Regions from separate parts of the Homo sapiens genome. Here regions 2 and 3 are each linked to region 1. Evidence: chromatin contacts called from ENCODE Hi-C data. All regions are on one chromosome and are shown on one strand. The core of a region is the stretch at or near the end of the contact, and the rest is flanking DNA. Distances in the headings are between cores, read along the strand shown.

The links. Hi-C counts contacts between places; a loop is a spot of excess contacts on that map. Pooled maps may share reads with other maps.
Region 2: a loop to region 1 is called in a pooled map, with 24 times the contacts of the local background. The contact joins the promoter of RBFA here to the promoter of CNDP2 in region 1. A Hi-C loop is called at or near these places in 3 of 37 single-sample maps with no recorded cell type and 9 of 50 pooled maps.
Region 3: a pooled map shows a loop between it and region 1 (22-fold over the local background). The contact joins the promoter of CTDP1-DT here to the promoter of CNDP2 in region 1. A Hi-C loop is called at or near these places in 4 of 37 single-sample maps with no recorded cell type and 10 of 50 pooled maps.

Annotation. Positions count from the first base shown.
Region 1 is chr18:74,494,461-74,498,940 of GRCh38, reverse strand. It overlaps CNDP2 (carnosine dipeptidase 2), which reads right to left and starts at 2,578. Exons shown (of 12, transcript NM_018235.3): 1 at 2,510-2,578. RefSeq lists enhancers at 1,470-1,569, 1,953-2,465, 3,023-3,292 and silencers at 2,063-2,112, 2,243-2,752.
Region 2 is chr18:80,032,044-80,036,523 of GRCh38, reverse strand. It overlaps RBFA (ribosome binding factor A), which reads right to left and starts at 2,090. Exons shown (of 7, transcript NM_024805.3): 1 at 1,871-2,090. The coding sequence starts at 2,028. It also overlaps a transcript of TXNL4A not described here. RefSeq lists silencers at 1,895-2,044, 2,155-2,234, 2,245-2,564, 2,447-2,603, 2,635-2,804.
Region 3 is chr18:79,677,050-79,681,529 of GRCh38, reverse strand. It overlaps CTDP1-DT (CTDP1 divergent transcript), which reads left to right and starts at 1,785. Exons shown (of 5, transcript NR_136643.1): 1 at 1,785-2,136. CTDP1 (CTD phosphatase subunit 1) reads right to left here and starts at 1,727. Exons shown (of 13, transcript NM_004715.5): 1 at 1,269-1,727. The coding sequence starts at 1,582. RefSeq lists enhancers at 1,586-2,094, 2,095-2,602.

The DNA of each region.
Region 1 (4,480 bases), core at 1,329-3,828:
GTTGCTGTGCAGGGTGATGAAATCGCAGGGCACTGCAAGTTGCAAATGTGATTTCTATGTGGGTGGGACATCCAACCACTGCCTTCTCAAGTGCCCTCTTCCTCCTCTTCAAACACTAGCCACAGAGCATGGAATGGTTATATACCTCCCAGCCAGCTCGGATCTTTCTGCTGAGGCACTCATTTGGAGGAGCCTCAAGTAAGATGGAGCCCATGAGCACGCTGGAGAGGCGTTTATCAGTGTTAATAAATAACACTGTCATCCACCTGTTGCCAAAAATGTACGCAGGGAAGCTACCTGTTCACATTAAAGGAAATCCTATTTAGCAGGACAATATGCTACATGTGGTGATTTTCATCTGGGTTCCTGGTTATTAAATGCCACAAATCCCAAGCTCACTGTGGTACATTCTCATTAATATTATTCTCTTGTAGTCAAATTAACCAGTGGCATTGTAGCTAAAGTCACTCAAAAATATAGTCACGTGCCACATAACATTTCCATCAACAACAGCGGTGGTCCCAAAAGATTATAATGGAGCTAAAAAATTCATTTTCTGTCTAGATATGTTTAGATACACAAATACCTACCACTGTGTTACAACTGCCTACAGCATCCAGTAAAGGTACATGTACGGGTTTGTAGCCTAGGAGCAATAGGCTACACCATATAGCCTAGGTATGTAGGAGGCTGTACCATCCAGGTTTGTGTGAGCGCAGCTCAGGATGTGCACACAACAACGAATCGCCTAACAATGCATTTTCTTGGAATGTATCCCCATCCTTAAGCAACATATGACTGTAATTATCTAAGTTACGACTTTCACTAAAAGAGAGGAAACAGGGATCAGATTGTTCCACCATCAGAGATGGGCTAAAAAGCAACTCCTGTTAATCACTCATCCAGTCAAACCAGGCTAGGCCAGGTTCCAGTTTCTCCTCCCATTCACACTTCTGGGTTACTCCTGTTTCACTTCCCCCCACCTCCCCCGTTACAAAGCCATTAAATGGAACCATTTTTATATGCTCTGGAGAACACCACTAATTAAGGTAAAAGCAGTATGCTGATTTAAGCAAAAGCATTATCCTTTTAAATGACACCTCACTCCCCTCTAAAAATCTAAAGTTCATACGGAGTAACTTTATTTATTTATTTAGAGACAGGTTGTCATTCTGTCACCCAGGCAGGAGTGCATTGCTGTGATTTTGGCTCACTGCAACCTCTGTCTCCCAGGCTCAAATGATCCTCCTGCCTCAGCTTCCCAAGTAGCTGGGACTGCAGGTGCGCACCACCACACCCAGCTAATTTTTGTATTTTTTGTAGAGACGGGGTTTGCTCGTGTTACTCAGGCTGGTCTCGAACTCCTGGACTCAAGCGATCTGTCCGCCTTGGTCTCCCAAAGTGCCGAGGTTACACACATGAGCCACCATGCCTGGCAAGGGAGTAACATGATTTAAATGTTGAGACTAGTGGAGGGCAGGAGAAATTGCTGTGGCACCTGGAACCGTCAGTAGTACACACAAATGAGTCTTCTAGTTCTGAGAATCTCAGTCCCTGTCCCTTGATAATTGAAGGCATATATAACACAAATAACTGAATCACACCTTCATGTCTGATTAAGAACCAATAAAAGAATCTCCAATCTGCCCAAGCTAGAACTTGATCCCTAAGCATAATGTGGACTTCTCTTCCTCCACTCCTGCCTGCAAACATTAGGGACAAGGAAGGTATTGGTAGCAGGCCCCGGGTTCTCCGCCTCTTCCTGCAGTCTATGCTTGGATGATCTACGGAATCTGACCTTGGCAGGCGGTGGGGAGTTTGGTTTGGTGGCCCTGTCTGTGAGGACCAAATATTGTCTCTATTTCACAGATGAGGAAACTGAAGCCAATTGAATAAGACACCTGCCCCAGACCATCAAGCTGGCATGGGAATTTTGTCTCCCCTCAGACGCTTCCTCCTATAGCCTTAAACGCTGCCTCAAATGCTGGCGGGAGCTAGGGACGCTGTCCAGGGCCCTTTGAACCTGGGAGGCTTCTGTCCCGCCACACTCCCCACCCCAGGTCTCCGGGAAAGGGATCCGTTGGAGAAAGGCTGGAGTTCTCAGCAGGCCCCTGGGGAGGGGTGTGGCCTGACCAGCGCTCGGCTCCCCGCAACCCCATCTCCAACCCGGGTCGTTCCACTCGACTCCACCAGGGAGGGCCACGCAGGCTCAGGCCAAGTGCGCCGCCCAGCTTGTCCCTGCGTACCGGGGACGCGCTCGGCGCTGCTGGGACACGAGTGGCCCGGAGGTGCGAGAGGCCCCGGGGCCATGGCCGTCACGGGCCTCCGCCCCCGACCGCGCGCTCGGGAACAGCCCGGACACCATTGTTCCCGCCTGGCTGCGGCCGGGCGCCCCACGCTCCCCCACGAATGAGGCGTGACTCTCGCCGCTGACCCGGGTCCTCCCCGCCCAGCCCGTTCCCAGCTCAGGGCGCCCACCCGGGAAGGAAGGTCCATCAGGAAGACCCACCTGGGAAGGAAGGCCCACTAGGCAAGGCCCTGTTACCAGCAGCAAGCGCGGCGCCGGTTCCGTACCACGTGTCCCGGCCACGACCCCCGGCGCTGGCCCGCCCCGCGGTCGCCCTGGCCACCAACCCCGCCTTGTCCGGAGGGCAGGCATCGCCACGCCCCCGCCACGCCCACCAATCCAGCCACAGGCAGAGGGGTGGTGTCACTCTCTCCCCGCCCCATTTCCGCCCTGAGCCAGGTGCGGAAGGTGACGTCACCTCTCCCAGCTCCATTTCCGTCCCGCCCACCAATCCCGGCCTGGTCCACAAGGCTTTCGCCTCGTCGCCCCTCCCCGACGGTAGACGGGGATGTGGGCGTGGCGAGGGGGCGGAGATTTCGTGGGTTGGGATTCAGGGGAGGCAGGGCACACGGGAGCGCGTGTCCGGAGCTGTGGGCTTGTGCTGTGCTTCCCGGTTGCTCTTGGGTGGGCGGGGGGCCTGGTGCTTCAACGGTGGGGTCCGAGAAGTCGCCTGCAGTGCGGCAATGGAGTCCAAAACTAGGGGGCCCTGACTCCACCCTCTGATCTCCCAGGCTCCGGAGGTCCCACGACGCTCCCATTCCCTTGCGCATCCAGCACTGCACTTTCCGTTGCGTTTCAGTCCCGGCGGAGTCGGGGCACGGACTCCTGCGGGTCACACAAGCTCCAATGAGAGGTCGGTCTGAACTGGATTAGGAAAGCGTTCGCCAGCATCGTTACCAGTAGTGGAAATATTTTAGTATTTGTGTCCCATGACCCTAGGAACTGATGAAGGAAGCAGAGCCAGCACCGTGTTTGAGCGTCTGCGACAGCGCTTTCCTTTTTAATCTTAACAACAATTCTTGGGGGTAAAATTGTTATTCCCTAGTCTGCTCACTTTTCCAATAGAGTGTTCTCAAAAGACTTTCTTTAAACTTGTACCACTACCACATTCTTTAAGGAGTGATGGCTCGGGAGTTATTATTTTTTAAAAATGAATTTAATAGTTGTAAGAGATGTATACGTTCCCACATAAAGTAAAATGTTAAAATTGTCTCCTCCCTTAAAATTTACATGGTTTGTTTCCTCTTTTTATATTTATTTATTTATTTATTTATTTATTTATTTAGAGACAGAGTCTTGCTCTGTTGCCATGCTGGAATGCAGTAGCCCAGTCTCAGCTCACTGCAAGCTCCGCCTCCCAGGTTCAAGCCATTCTGCCTCAGCCTCCCGAGTAGCTGGGACTGCAGGTGCGCACCACCGCACCCAGCTAATTTTTGTATTTTTAGTAGAGACAGGGTTTCACCATATTGGTCAAGATGGTCTCGATTTCTTGACCTACTGATCCACCCGCCTCAGCCTCCTAAAGTGCTGGGATTACAGGCGTGAGCCACCCCGTCCCCCCCATCCCTGCCTCCTCTTTTATTTTTTATTTCTATTCCACATCCCTCATAGAATTTTGTTAAATGTAACATTTTTATACTTAATAGTCTTACTCATATCCTAATCATTTCTCTACAACAGACTATGATAAAAATTTAAATTAATATTTACTTTGCTATAACCAGATGAGATTAGGCATGTTCAGGGTGGTATGGCCATAGACACTTTGCTATAACCAAAAAGCTTTAAGTATTAACATTTTTTCTTCTGGATTAAATTCTCATAATAATTATTGTACATGAATGATAAAAAGAAAAAACTATATTACACATTTTGCAAACATTGCAAAAAGTAAACATTGGTGGAAGATACATCCTTTAATCATATCTACTGGGCTTTTAAATAAATTCGTTCAGGTATCCATAAATGAGATTATTGCTGAAAAGAGGGTTTGGTTAAAAAAAAAAACAAAACACACACACACACACACACACATATGTATATAGCAAAAAGAAGTGATTTAGAGTAGAAGCCATAACACACTACTGTTACCAAAATTTAATAGGCTCAAGGTAAGAATAAATAATGAGCAAA
Region 2 (4,480 bases), core at 841-3,340, 5.5 Mb before region 1:
TTTAATTGATAACAACATGGGTTGTGGGGAAGAGGCTGAAGATGGTTTTAATTCAACCTCATAATTTTTACCTAAATTCTACTTCTAGTCCCAAGGTTAGAGAGAGGATCTTAAAAAGACACCTACCAAACTGCACATAAACACTATACGCTAATTGATAAAGATGTTTCCCATGGAAGTTCAAGTAAAGGATTCAGATACTGTTATAGGCATAGACTGAGACTGAACAATTAAGCAAATGGATGGTGGGAGCCACGCTCACCATTGGAGTGCGACTTACAGATCAGCAAGGAGAGGAGGCTAGAATGATCCACACAGTACGTCTGGAGTTGGAGACAGATGGCTATACACGGAAATGTTTATAGGTGCATATTTACACAAGGGTTAGTAGAAACACATATATCCTTTCGTCAGATGAGATGGCCCAAAAGACAGACACCCCAGAAGCAATGAACACACCCAGCACCCATGGTTTCTAATCTCTCTCTCCAATAAAAGGAACGAGGGCTTCTTGGAGAAATGGCTGATTTTAGGGCTGTGGTACGAAACACACAAGATGAGCCTGGAGTATCTTGTAGTGCCAGAAAGTAGGAAAGTGTTTAACACACACAGAACCCAGCAAAACCCCACAATGACAGGGTATGCAAACAGGACATAGGAGCTTAGTGAGCTCCTAAGGGCCTGAGCTGGAAACATTCGAACAAAACTAAGTAACACGGGATTATAACCCATGAGTTCTTGGTGATATGAATGAATTAATACATGGGGTGAAGAGACATATCCCTTGTGCAGAATGCAAACCACTTATGAGCAAAATTCCCCACTCATTAGGCATGGGCTGCACACAGCGACTTTCTCCCAGAGTACAGTAAGGAAAGGGGGCAAAAAGAGTAACTTTACGGTAGAGAAACCTGGCAAGCACCTCATGCAGGGGATCACGGCCAGCGTGGACCCTGGATACGGTGCGATGAGAATGGCCTTTACCTCTGTAGTCTTCCTCCCCAAAAGCCATAATCCACGTCTAAGCATTAAAAAAACAGGCACATTCCAACAGAGAGGCATCCTGCAAAGCACCTGACCAGTACCCCTCAAAACTGGCACAGCCATCAAAACCAGGGACAGTCTGGGACACTACCCCAGCCTAAGGAAACAAGACAATTCAATGTAACGTGGACCTTGGGTGGGCACCTGGGACAGGAAGGGACAGCAGGCAGAACCAAGGAAAAGTGAATAAAGTATGAGCTTCAGTTAGCAACACTCTTATCAATATCGGCTCATTAACTGGAACACGTTGGAAGCTAAAGTCCGACGCTAACACAGGGGGAGCTGGGTGCCAGGACACAGGAACGCGGTACTATTTTTGCAATTTTTCTGCAGGGTCTAAAACTGTCTTTAAAAGTAGTGTATTAAAGTAGAAAACATACAACCACCTACCATACTTAGAAGAACTAAAAGCAGTGTGAAAAGTCAATGTATTTTATTGTACTTATCTTTCATAATTTAAAAACACTAATTATCATGACAAGCTTTAGTCTTCAAATTCACACAGAAAGTCAACATTAGCAAGGAAATTCTTATATTTTTTCATTTTTCCTCATTTTCTGAAACTAATCTTCTGAAAAATACGTCTGGTGACAAGAATCAAAATAAACACACATTGTCACTTTGTTTTCTTAACCCGACACACGTCCACGAACACAAAAGCTGCAAATGCTGACAGTGAGAGCTAGAACTGCTGCAGACCCCAGGAGGCAGGAACTGGCGAGCTAGGCCGCATGGGCGCAAGAACGCGGATGAGCGGACACCGCAACCCGGGGACACCGCCCCCTAGGGAATACCGCGCCCAGGGACACCGCCCCCGCCGCATTACTTGGTTTTCGAGGCAAATTTCTTGAGCCAGTTCTTGCAGGAGACAGCAGAGCAGTGAAGTCCCCGCTCGCAGCCTGGAAATAGCGCAGCATCGCGGCTACGGAACAGGGCCCGGAGACCCGCGCGGGAGCGCCACAGCCCGCCCGCCGCAGCCCACATGGCGCGGCGCCGGGACCCGGAGCGAGCAGGGAGACAACGGGCGCAGGCGCGGAGCGACAACTGACGCGAGGGTGGCGGCGTGTGGGCGGGGCGACGGCGCAGAGCGGGAGGAAGACTCACGCCTGGCAGGCGGCGTGTGGGCGGGGCGATGATGCAGGGCGGGGCGATGATGCAGGGCGGGGCGAGGACAGACGCGAAGCTGACGGCGTGTGGGCGGGGCCACGGCGCGGGGCGGGACGAAGACGGGGTGCAAGGCGGGCGGGGCAACGACGGCGGAGGGGCGAAGGCCCGAGGGGGGCGGTAGGTGGGCGGGGCGAGGACAGACGCGAAGCTGACGGCGTGTGGACGGGGCGACGGCGAGGGACGGGGCAAAGACTGGACGCAAGAAGGGGCGGGGCGACAACGGCGGAGGGGCGAAGGCGCGAGGCGAACGGCGAGTGGGCGGGGTGAAGACCGACGCGAAGCGGGCGGTGGTTGGGCGGGGCGAAGACTGACGCGAGGCGGGCGGTGAATGGGCGGGGCGAAGACTGGCGCGAGGTGGGCGGTGGGTGGGCAGGGCGAAGACTGAAGCGAGAAGGGCAGCGCGAGGTGGGCGACTACCAGAGCGAAGCGAGCGGCGTGTAAGCGGGGTGAAGACAACGCCAGGTGGGCAGTGTGCGGGCGGGGGGGGCGGCAACGGGGGCGGGGCGAAGGACGACGCGAGGCGGGGCCGGCGGGAGCTGGGCGTGGGGAGGCCGCGTGGGCTGCGCGGAGGGTGTGCCACTCGGGGAAGCGTGGGAACCGCCTGGTTGCCTGGCGCTGCGTAGCTAGGAACACGTTTTGTTTAAATACTGGGAACTGACGTAGGCGGGTGCGCCGCACAAAGCAACGAAGGCATCGAAGCCTGGAGACCTGGGCAGGGCCGCTGTCGGCGGGAGGCTGCGAGGGGTCCGTCTGTTTCCGCCACTGGGCCCTCCAGGGCTTTGCTGCTGCGCCGCCTTCTCCCCGGGCACCTAGAGAAAGTCCCCAGATTGGGCGTCCTCCCCAGAAGTGGTCTCGCCCCGCCCGCCTCCCCAGAGTCAGCGTGGCCCAGCGGGGAAGCTGCTCCCCCCGGGCGTGGAAAGAGAAGTGAGCGCGACCGCAGTGTTGGGGATGCGTGGGCTGTGACTCCCCCGAGGCGGCTGCTGTGGTGTGAGACACGTCTGTGTGTGTGTGTGTGTGTGGGCGCGTGTGGATGTGTACATGTGTATGTGTGCATATGTACGTGTGTGTGCATGTGTGTGGACATGTATATGTGTGCATGTGCGTGCGCGTATATATGTGTGTGTGTATGCGTATGTATGTGTGTATATATTGTCAATCGAAGAAAACGACGAGACAAGTCTCTAATCATTTTAGGAGATTTATTTGCCAAAGTTAAGGACGCACCCAGGAGACAGGTCTACGCCTTTCTCCAAAAATGATTTTGAGGGCCCCAGATTTAAAGGGGAAAGGGCGGAGTATTGAGAAGCAGAGTTTTCACAAACAAACGGGCAGAGGAAAAACGTGGGGAATCTGCATTTTACATAAGATAACGCAGACAAAATGTGGTAGGGGAACAATCAGATGGGCTAGGGTGACTGCACCTGTAAAGATAAGCTATCAATTTGCATTGCCATGGTTAAGTTTTATTTTTTTGAAATGGAATCTCTCTCTGCCGCCCAGGCTGGAGGGCACTGGCGTGATCCCGGCTCACTGCAACCTCCACCTTCCAGGTTCAAACAATTCTCCCGCCTCAGCCTCTCGTGTAGCTGGGATTACAGCTGTGTGCCACCACACCCAGCTACTTTTTGTATTTTTAATAGAGACGGTGTTTCCCCATGTTGGCCAAGCTGGTCTCAAACTCCTGACCTCAAGTGATCCGCCCAACTCGGCCTTCCAAAGTGCTGGGATTACAGGCGTGAGCCACCGCGCCTGGCCACCATGGTGAAATTTCAACAGCTCACCAGGAATCTCCTTGTGGGCAAAATATGGGGGAGGCGTGTAGCCTTTCATCTTGTAGCCATCTTATTTAGGAACCAAAAGGGGGAGACAGGTTTGCGTGACCCAGTTCCCAGCTTGACTCTTCCCTTTGGCTAAGTGAATTTGGCGTCCCAAAATTTAATTTCCTTTCACATTTCCCCCCTTTTTTTTCTTTAAAATCTTTTGGAGAAAAGCATTTTAAAAAGGAATGTGGGTTCCTGGCCTCAGGTTGCTGCTTCCTCCTTTCTTCCCACCTGCTGGTTTGTTGTTGCTGGGATGGTTTATTCCTAGAAGTTCAAGTCCTCCGTCACGAGGAATGCTCATTCCTAGGAGATCATGTCCCACGAAGATAAAAAATAGGGAGGAAAGGAAAAAAGAGGAAAAAAAGAAAAATGTATAGGGACCTAGGCCAGACTTATAGCAACAAAAGGAGGGCAAAACTGGAAGCTAGGTCAGGCTACATTACTGCCTC
Region 3 (4,480 bases), core at 536-3,035, 5.2 Mb before region 1:
CAAGTTACTCACCTGTCTAGGCCAAAGCAGCCCTTTCTGTACAATCAGAGGAACAGAATGAAACCTCAGTAGGGATCTTCCATCCTGGGGTTTTCTGTCCAGGGAATACACCAGCATTGGGATCTGCCTCCACAATCCTCCCAGGTACGGCCAGTGCCCACTGAGGAAGCCGTGAAGGCATTTTCTGGGAGGCAAGGCCCTGAACCTCCCAGCCCCACCCACCAGCACGCAGGGGGCAGGAGTGAGTGCCCGTGCCGAGGGTCAAGGACCCAGGCTCTGTCTCCAAAGGAAGCGGAGCCAGGACGTTCTGGGGCTGTGACGGGAAGACTCCTGTCCCAGTCCTCACTCTTGCGGAACCAGATGCAGAGAAGATCCTCAACAAACACAGGGTCAGGGCAAGCCAAAGGGACGAGGAGCCGCGGCTGCCGAGGAGGGAAGAGAGTGGCATCCCCAGAAGGAGCGGCACCTTTCCCAGAGGGAGCTCACGCCCGGCCCACTGCGGGCTGGAGTGTCCACCTCTCCCTGGAGTTTCTGTTCTCACAATCAAAACTACCAGAGCCAGGCGCACACGCGTGTCCACTTGCCCGCCCATCCCAGAACACAAGGGTAGATTCAAACATGGCTGGACACTTCGGTGCTACGGAAACATATCCCCTTCTGGGGTCAGAGCACAGCTACTGAGAGCTGTGGAGTCTGTCACAACGCCCACGTCACCCTGAAGCAGCCTGCGACAATGCCCACTGTGGTCAACCACGGGGCTACTGCCTTCGCTGCAGGCCTGGGTTCCGCCCGTTCCTTAGCCACGAAACAGAACTGCACCAGGTTTTACAACTGCGTTTCACAAAGTTTACAAAAATTTAAAGATGTGCACACACCCAACAGTTTATATTTCAATAACAGGTCTGGAGCCTGCCTGATGACTCTTGTGCTCACAGCCACCCATGAGTTTTCCTAAGTCACAAAGGTGGAGCTAAAGGAAGGGGCGGGGACTATCACTGCAGAAAGAAAGAAACAAACATAGCTTTTCCAAACAGTAACTTCGTGTCGCTACGCAGGACCCTTTCCTTTTATCTCAAAATGCTCCCCGTTGGTAAAACCACAGGTGGTGACTATCCAGTTTTAGGGGAGAAGCGCAGTGCCTGCGTCCCGCTTTATCGCTCCCTCACCAGGGGCGCCCCTGCCCACCGCGGACGCAGCAGCCCGGGGGTCCTCCAGGATCCCTCCCCGGAGCCGCCCGCCCTCGGCCCCGCCCGGCTCAGCACACTCACCCTGGGGCGACCACCTGGCCCGGCTGCGCGCACAGCTCCCGCACCACGCCCGCGCGCTCCGACCTCAGCCTGCGTTCCGGCCGCGCGGGGCGCACGCAGCCCCCGGAGGCTACACGGGACTGAGAGGCCCCGGAGGACTGCGCGGAGGCGGCGGCCTCGAACACGGCCAGCACCGAGCCGATGCGCACGGCCGCGCCCGCCGCCACCCTCCACTCCAGCAGGCGCAGCGGCGCGGGCCCCGGGCAGCGCACCTCGGCCACAGCCGCCGTCGGGGCGCCCTCGGCAGGAACGCGACCCGCGGCCGGCACCTCCATCGCGGACAGAGGGCGGGCGGGCGGTCGGTACGGGGCCTGCGCTGCGCTCAGAGCGCAGCGCCTACCGCGGCGACACAACCCAGGCGGCGACGCTGTAGTTCCTCTCGGTACCGGCTTCCACCCGTCGCCTAGCCCGCGCCGACTTCCTGGAGGGCGCGTGACGTCACGCAAGGGCGCCGCGTACGTGCGTACGTGCGCGTGTAAATACGAGCGCCGCGCGGGGCCGGAGCCGGCTCCGTCCTGGGACCAACCCTGCGTGCCGGCCGTGAAGAACTGCGTTCCTGAGCCCTACCTACTTTTCCTCGGAGCGCCGGCACCGTGGAGCAGCGGCATGCAACGCGGGCCGCTGTCGCCCAGTCCCAGTGACGGTCTTGGCGCGCTCGGAACTACGTATCCCGGCGTGCACCGCGGACAGAGCATGGCGGGACTACGAGTCCCAGCGTTCAACGCAGGCCTGCGTGCCATTACCCCATCACGCGCTGAGACCCAGCATCCCGAGACTACGAGTTCCGGCATGCACCGCGAGCCGCTCTCCTCCACTCCCATCGCGCACTGTGAGTCGCAACGTCGCGGGACTACGGGTCCCGGCATGCCTTGCGCGCCGCGGGCCCAGAGACGTGAGGCTGTCGGCGTCCTGGTGGCCCCGCCTCGTGTCCCCCCCCGGACCCCACGCCGCGGGAGCTTGGGGGTTGCGGTCTTCTCTTCCTCCGACCTCACCTTCGATGCGGAAGCGCAGGGGCAGGTGCGCCGCCCTCGGCCCGCGCAGGCGGTGGGCCCGTCTGGGGCAAGGCGCCCGGAAGCGCCTGGTTGGTTCAGAAAATCGGACCGCAGCGGGAGGGCGGGCACCGGCGCGTGGTCTCAGTGGCCCCAGGCGAACCCTGATGAGCAGCAGCCGCAAGTGGCTTACTAAAGGAGCCACTTTCTACGTTTGTCTGGAATTTACGTGAATTAAGCTGGCGGGCGGGCGGCCAGGCCTGTAGTCTCAGCACTTTGGGAGGCTCAGCACTTCGGGAGGCTGTGGCGGGCGGATCACCTGAGCCTGGGAGTTGGAGACCAGCCTGCGCAACGTAGCAAGACCCTATCTCTAAAACAGATTCATTAATACTTAGCCAGGCGCGGTGGCTGAGGTCCCAGCTACTCGGCAGGCCCAGGCTGGCCTGAGCCAGACCGCTCTGGACTGTTTTAATTTTTTCAGCCTTAATACCTGCCAGAATTTTTTTTTTACTATGTATCTTTGTCCTTACGTATATAAATTTTATATACAATTGAGATTATCCTGTATTTGCTTTTCCCCCCTCACTTTTATATGGTGACTTTTCTCATGTTAGGCTGAATACTAACATTTTGGAAACTGTCGGCCTGAAAACGAGCGGAGACACAGTTTCTCTAAGTAGAGAGTTTATTTGGGCCACACTTGAGCACAAATTCAAGGCGCCCTGAATGTGTACTCCGATTAGCAGTTAACAGTGGATTTTAAAGGCAAAAAAGGGGGCCAGGGAGTGGACTAATAGGAACTTGTTTGTGAGGAATTCTCACTGGTTTACAGAAATAACATTGATTAGTGACTGACTATATGTTGTTCAGCTATTGAGTGTGGGTATAGTGTCCATTGTGGCGTCATTAGGTTAATTTATAGCTGTTTGTGGCGCTGTTGCCACCAGTAGCAGTTTAAAGAGGTGAACACAGGTCAAGGGGTAGTAGGGCGCGATTGTCGCCTCATTTGAATGTCTCTCTCGGCCTGATAATTAAAAGAACTCGCGTTCCTCAGATAAAAATTCTCTTTTCTCAAAACCATTTAAATGTGGTAATTAGAATGGCCCAGAAGGGGCACAGTGCCTTTTAGCCCTCGCCATTACTTGCTCTTAGGAGTGCATTTTTTGTAGCTGTGGGTTTTTGACTATCTCTGCTGCTTTCTCCAGCCCCTACCCTCGTGACTACAAGGGAAAACGTGCGGTGCTCACGAGAGAGCCTTTATGGGATTTTTAAAAAATGGGGATTGTGGGAAAATGGCTCCAGCAGTCACAGTTTTTCAGTTTCTCACAATCCCATAAAAACAGAGCAACCAGGTAACAAAACTAAAGCATGGGCAACATTTACAGACCACTGGATGGTGAAGAATTCCCATGAACCCCTGGTTCACACTGTAAGGACACACTACTCAGCATGGGCAACATTTACAGACTACTGGATGGTGAAGAATTCCCATGAACCCCTGGTTCACACTGTAAGGACAGACTACTCAGCATGGGCAACATTTACAGACCACTGGATGATGAAGAATTCCCATGAACTCCTGGTTCCAACTGTAAGGACACACTACTCAGCTGTAGCCTGAAGCCGCCTCCTTACATACTGTAAGTTTAGCCTATAGGTTTCTCCATACGTAGTGAACAGTCATCTAATTGGATGTGTGGACACTGTAACCTACTCTTGAATCAGTCACAGGCAGCAGCACTTCAAACTCTGTTTCAATAAGCCAGACACGAGCTGTAGCCACCCTGCTGTTTGCAGGCCTCACCTCTGCCTTCTGTGCCTCACTCCCTTTTCTGTCCGTAAGTCTTTGGCCACACAGTGGCACTGGAGTCTCTCTGAGCCTATTCTGGTTTGAGGGGTTCCCTGATTCCTGAATCATTCTTTGCTCAATTAAACTCTGTAAAATTTAATGTTTCTAAAGTTTTCCTTTGAACACTACCAACAGCGCAAGCCCAGGGTGATGTCGGGGCCTGCGAGAGAGAAAGTAGGGGGGCCAAGGGCTCCACACTCACTGTGTGAACAGGTTTGTCTCAAAGGTTGTTGATATGTATCAGCATTCCCTATTTGAACCTGTTCCCACCAGCAGTATGTGAACTTTGGTTTGAAAAAATAATTCTGTAAAATGGGAAGAACCGTGTGTTATGT